Regions from separate parts of the Homo sapiens genome. Here region 2 is linked to region 1. Evidence: chromatin contacts called from ENCODE Hi-C data. All regions are on one chromosome and are shown on one strand. The core of a region is the stretch at or near the end of the contact, and the rest is flanking DNA. Distances in the headings are between cores, read along the strand shown. Region 1 overlaps RARB (retinoic acid receptor beta). Region 2 overlaps RARB (retinoic acid receptor beta).

Region 1 (3,099 bases), core at 479-2,978:
TGTACTCTATGCAAGGATTTACTGAGCGATTTAGGTAGCCACTCTCCTGAGAATTGCTGTCACTGGGAGAAGGTACTTAAAGGGCCATGTTCATTGCTCCAGAACACAGGGACTGCAGGAGAATTTCAGGTTGCTATTTTTAGGGAGACATTTGTTTCCAAACAAAGGGCTCTCTGCCAGCTATTTTAGAAGCACTTGCATATTTATTCAGCCAACTCTCTTTGCTGGGGATTGTCTTTGGGCACTAAGGTTTTATCAATGTCTATTTAAAGCAGAATAAAAAATAGCTCAAGATGAAAACATACAATATTTCCAGTTTAGAATGTAAGGCACTTCCTTTTTTCTTACAGGGTTGAAACCAGATATCTGGTTTCTCCCTCTCTCCCTTCCTCTCCCCCTTTCTGAAATTGCCACCTGTCTTACAATCTGAGTGTGTCTTGGTTTAATAGGCACCGTTTTCCCTTTTAGTGGTATACAAAATAATAGTGCACCTTAAGAAATGATCGATTTGATGAAATGTGTGTGTGTGTGTGTGTGTGTGTAGTTTTGAGAGAAAGTAAATCTCTGTTAGGACCTATTTACAAGCTTAATCTGTTTACATCCACCATGGAAAAAACAGCATTGGGATGTCATGTCATGAAAGGGGTAACATGCTATCACTCATATGGTGCAAAGTGGGAGAGGAGGCAGAATGGGAAAGGTAAAAATGGGCTCATGATATCAATAAGACCTAATGTTTTCTTGGGCTTGTATTTCACTTTAAGTTCACGTGTTCAAATCTCTTAACTCTTGGAAGATCAGACAGAAGTTCCTGATTCAGAATCCCCAGTCCTTAGGTACCCTTTTCTTTCTTTTCTTCATTTCTTTCCTTTCTTTCCTTCTTTCTCTCTCCCTCTCTGTCTCTTTCTTTCTTCTTTGAGATGGAGTCTCCGTCTGTTGTCCAGGCTGGAGTGCGGTGGCGCGATCTCAGCTCACTGCAACCTCCGCCTCCCAGGTCCAAGCGATTCTCCTGCCTTAGCCTCCTGAGTAGCTGGGATTACAGGTGCATGCCACCACATCTGGCTACTTTTTTTTTTTTTTTTTTTTTTAGTAAAGACAGGGTTTTACCGTGTTAGCTGGGATGGTCTCAATCTCCTGACCTCGTGATCCACCTCCCAAAGTGCTGGGATTACAGGCATGAGCCATCGCACCCAGCCGTACCCTTTGCTTTCAATTCATTCCAGAAATATCTATTAAGTACAAGGCACTAGGCTCACAATTAAAGATATAAATAAAAACCAAACTCCATACTTGTTCTTGAAGCACCCCCAGCCAGTGAGGGACCTTCTGTGCGATGAGTTTTCCCTCTCTCAACACCTATACACACACACAGACACCAAAAGCTCCTGGACCACCCAAAAAACAGTTTGACTCTGAAAGTCATCTCAATAGAGGTGCCACTAACACTTCATAGCATGGAGAGGCAAGAGTGACCCACACACACTCCTTGCTGTTAGAAAAGTGTGTCGCGTGTATGTGCGCATGCCTGCTCATTTAGGAAGAAGGTGGCTTCAAGGAGGAGTAGGGAGGGAAAGGCATTGCAGGCAGAGAGAACAGCAGGCACCGCCTAAGGATGCTGTGTCACATGAGAGGACACCGAGTGGTCAGTGATGGCTAGTGTGTGGCACATTTGGGGGCACATGACAAGAGATCAGTGTTGGACAGGCTGGGGCAGCTGTGCAGGGCTCTCTGCCCATGCTAACACATTTGGACATTTGGAGTTGATTGTGTAAGCGATGAAGTGCCATGAATTCCAACATCAGATCACCTGGCTCAGAGCTGAAACTGCTTCTGGCCCCATCTACCCATCACCTTGCTTTGTGGGGGTAGATTTGAGTCCCAAGGACATGTACTTCTTGTTTTGAGTAAAGGGACCACTGGGTCGGAAGGAGCATTAGCTGTCCTGTACAATCACTAAGGACCGCTGATGAATGAATACACCAATCTTTAGAGACCAGGATGGCTCAGTATCATAACAGATACCGGAACAGTAACAGGAGCTAACGCTTAGCTAAGTACTGTTTTTAGCCCCTGCCATGTATTAATTCATTTCCTTCTCACAATAGCCACATGAAGTAGGTACTATTACTCTCTTCATGTTACAGACAAGCAACTTGGTGTACACAGATGTTAAGTGACCTGCCCAAGATCACACAGAGCTAAGTAAGTGGTGGGCTGGGGTATGAATCTGACTCCCCCTTAAGTCCAGGCTTTAAGCAGCATACTGCATCCCTCCATCAGTTCCCCCGGATGCTTAAAATCCACTGTGACAGATCCACCCATTCATTGACCCCTTGTTTTATCAGGAAAGGTCTAAACCTTGAGGATGCAAAAAAGCAAGACCCTCCTTCCCATCCTCAAGTTGTGCACAGAGTTCAGCATGTGAGGAAGGGTTAGCGGCAGGCAGTAAGGCAGGGGCATGTCAGTGGGATCTGACCAGCAACTGAGGCACTACAGAGACTCTGAGAGGGCTCAGGCCACAGCTGCAGACTCTGCTTCTATTCCTAAGATACAAGAACATATAAAACCAGTGTTTCTCAAACTTCAGTCCTTTGAAGTACTGCCTTCACAATTTTGCACATATTCACAGGCTGCTACACACTTAACGATTTCTGTCTCAATTGATTTTTTTTCTTAAATAAAATTTAGAGGAAATGTTTGTATTACTACTATAAAGGGGAAAGGGGTGTCATTTGCCATAAATAGAAAGGTAGGGTAAAAAATAAACAGGGTTGGCTGGGCACTGTGGCTCACACTTGTAATCCCAGCACTTTGGGAGGCTGAGGTGGGCAGATCACGAGGTCAGGAGATTGAGACCATCCTGGCTAACACGGTGAAACCTGTCCCTACTAAAAATACAAAAAATTAGCCGAGCGTGGTGGCGGGCGCCTGTAGTCCCAGCTACTTGGGAGGCTGAGGCAGGAGAATGGCGTGAACCCAGGAGGCGGAGCTTGCAGTGAGCCGAGATCGTGCCACTGCACTCCAGCCTGGGCAACAGAGCAAGACGCCATCTCAAAAAAAAACAAACCAAAACAAAAAACAAAAAATAAACAGGGTTTT
Region 2 (2,997 bases), core at 389-2,888, 45 kb before region 1:
GTCATCTAAAGAAATAACTATCATGCACTGAGCTAGATGTCAGAAGGGAGATATTCATTCTTAGACTCAAGCAATATGAATTCAAAACCTAAGGGACAGGTTGTAAGATGGTACTGAGACTCACAGATGAGGAAGCTGATAGTTTAGCCTGTGGGGCCATAGGGAAAAAACATCTCAGAAGAGAGGAATCTTGAGCTGAATACCCTTATAAGAATATGCTAGGTCTTATTCACTCAGAAATCCTCAGTGCACAGTCCAGTATCTTCTCCATAAGGAATGTTCAACATATATTTCTTAAATGAATGGGGCTTAGAGAGGCTAGGAGACATTCTGGATGAAGGGACCAATGTGCGCAAAGGCCTGAGGGTTGGAAAAACGTGGCTACATGATGGAATTTAGGTTTGCGGTGGCCTTTAAAGGATGGGGTCTCATTCAGGAGGCCAAAAGGGGAGGAAAAAACATTCTGGATGGGGGAGATATGAGAAAATACTTCCAAGAATGACTACATCATGTTTGAAGGGGAGTGGAGTGGCTGGTGTCACTGAAGAAAAATGTGGAGACAGGGATTGATGGGGAGAAATAATGAGGACAAAGAGAAGTGGGGAGATATAGTGAATCACCGCAAGGAAAAATATGCTAGACTTGGCAACAGAATGAAAATGGGGATGAAGAAGACGACTTAGAGGTAACAATAAGGTTTTAACCCCGTATTGGGCTACTGATGGTATCAAAACAGAGAAGAAATGTAGGGTAGCTGGTGGGGAGTAGGGAAGCCAGTTTCTGGCAGGAATATGATGAATTTGGTTTGAGGGGGCATGAATTAGGAATCCAGAGGCTGTCAGAGCAATGGCATTGTGGATTTGGCAAGAGAGCACCTCCAAAGTTAGATTATTTAGGAGTCAAACCTTAGAGATGACTGTTGAAGTCGTAAGCGAGGATGAACAATCTAAGGTGAGAGAGAGGAAAGATAAAAAAAAAAAAAAAAAAAGGGCCAGGAACTAATCCTTGGGAATTGCTAGTAGTTGATGGGAAAGGGAAAAGGATACGGGGATGAAAGCAGATGAACTGTGGGAGAAATTGGAATAAAAAACCGCAGAAACCAATGGAGAAAAGAATTTGAAGCAGCAGCAGCCTGGCCAAGTGTTCAAGTAGCCGCCAGTCAGAAAGAATGAAGAAGGAGCAAAGTTCATTGGTTTTGGCAATGGAGAAAGTTGTGACTTTCGAGAGAACATTTGTAGCAGAGCAATAAGGATGGAAGCCAGACTTGGGGGTGGGGAAGGTTAAGAGGAGGCCAGATAAAGTCCTTCAAAAATCAGCCTAGAAAATAAACTTGAGGCCAAGCGCTTGAAAACATGTTTTTTGTGTAATCCAACCTGTAGGAGAAGTCAGTGAAACTACCCATGTTTACAAACACAAAAAGGCTGTTTGAACTTCCCGGAGAATCCAAAATTGCTCATTTGCAGAGAGAGGCTCACTGGAGGGTCAATATGGAATGAGATCTTGAAATATGCATTCACTTAAATTCTATGTAAATATCCAAAGCAGGAGACTTGAGCTAACCAAAGGCTGGGAGAACCGAGTGCTTTCCAGGCAGAAAAGAGAGCCAGTTTGCAGACCTAGAGAGAAGCAACAGGGCAGCTTTGGAGCTCTGCAGGGAATAGGGTGAGGCTTGCAGTTCTGGGCTGTGGCTGGACCACAGCTCATGTGATTGTGTGAACTTGGCCAAGGAGACTTGGCTTTTAAGTTTATTAGGGGTTGCTGTTTAGACGAGTCACTGTTCATGGTGAAGAAATGATTAGGGGTATAGGGACCACTGAAGTAGTTGCTAGAAGTTCCGAGTGAGAGAAGAGGGATGTCTAAACCAGGGAGGGACTGTAGGGAAGTGCCAGGATAGCAGATGCAAGGTGCCAGGCAGCAGGAAGGGTCAAGGGTTTCCAGCTTGCACAATGATGGTGAGGGAACAAAGGAGGAGGAAAAAGGGCCTCCTCCTTCTCCACTTAGAATTCCAAGTGCCCATGTGCCACCCAAGTGGAGTTATCCAGTGTGTGCTTTATGTAATTGGCTATCTGGGTTTCAGGCTCCAGAGAAGTGATAGGCTGCGGAGAGAGCCTTGGGAAAAGCCCATTTATGATTGGAATGGTATCCATGGAAAATGAAGAGGAATTCCTTAGTCCCTCCGGGTTTTGTTTCTTCTAGCTCTTGACTTCTAGAAATTGACTTAATGTGAAATAGACTCAGTTATTCATTCCACTAATAGTTATTGAGCTACTACTGTGCAACAGATGCTGATGTAGACATAACCTATAGAGGAACTCAAAGCAGAAGTCTCTACTTTCATGGCAATTGTGTGTGTGTGTGTGTGTGTGTGTGTGTGTGTGTGAATGCAATGCCATGTGGAAGCAAAACACAAAGAAGGAGAACTTCTTTCAAGTTTACTCTAAAGACACCCAAACAGCACGTCATTGTGAGAAACTGCCTTATGCAAGAATGGTTCCATGTAATTTGTTGACCTACCTTGCACATCAGGAATTGTTTACAAGAATTACTATGAGAAAATAATAACTATTCCTTGCCCTTGGCTTTGAAATGCAAAGATGAGAGAAATTCCAATCCATTATGGAAATTCAAACTCATAATTGCCAACTGTCACAGACCAGTTTCTCAAATTAGGGCTGTGGTGTGTGACCCAGACTTCTCTTGCATCTCCCTCAGCTGTAAGGACAGTTTGCCATGAACAGGCAACATCACTGCTGTCATCAACCCCAGCCCTTCGGGGTGCTGGCTGTGCTAAGTGCATGACATACATTCTCATTTAATTCTTACAGCAGCCCCATGTGGTCAATGGCATGATTTACTTCCCAAGTTGCACATGAGGAAACTTTGGCCAAGAGACTTTAAAGGTCACATTTAAGCCAGTAATTTATAGGACCAGAATTTGAACCCATTTCTATCTAATTCCAAAGCTATATATGGCTCATACAATAATTCTTAAAACTT

What was found. Hi-C counts contacts between places; a loop is a spot of excess contacts on that map. Pooled maps may share reads with other maps.
Region 2: a loop to region 1 is called in a pooled map, with 2.0 times the contacts of the local background. The contact joins two enhancer-like sites. A Hi-C loop is called at or near these places in 2 of 168 maps with a recorded cell type or tissue (Right ventricle myocardium inferior and psoas muscle) and 1 of 50 pooled maps.

The regions. Positions count from the first base shown.
Region 1 is chr3:25,511,105-25,514,203 of GRCh38, reverse strand. All of the region lies in intron 3 of RARB (retinoic acid receptor beta), which reads right to left. Among named protein-coding and RNA genes, the nearest start is that of RARB, 84 kb to the right of the region's middle. Within about 2 kb of position 1,728, at least 2 of the 41 ENCODE cell types and tissues checked have a DNase peak (open chromatin) inside an H3K27ac peak, as active enhancers do.
Region 2 is chr3:25,556,521-25,559,517 of GRCh38, reverse strand. All of the region lies in intron 3 of RARB (retinoic acid receptor beta), which reads right to left. Among named protein-coding and RNA genes, the nearest start is that of TOP2B, 110 kb to the left of the region's middle. Within about 2 kb of position 1,638, at least 6 of the 41 ENCODE cell types and tissues checked have a DNase peak (open chromatin) inside an H3K27ac peak, as active enhancers do.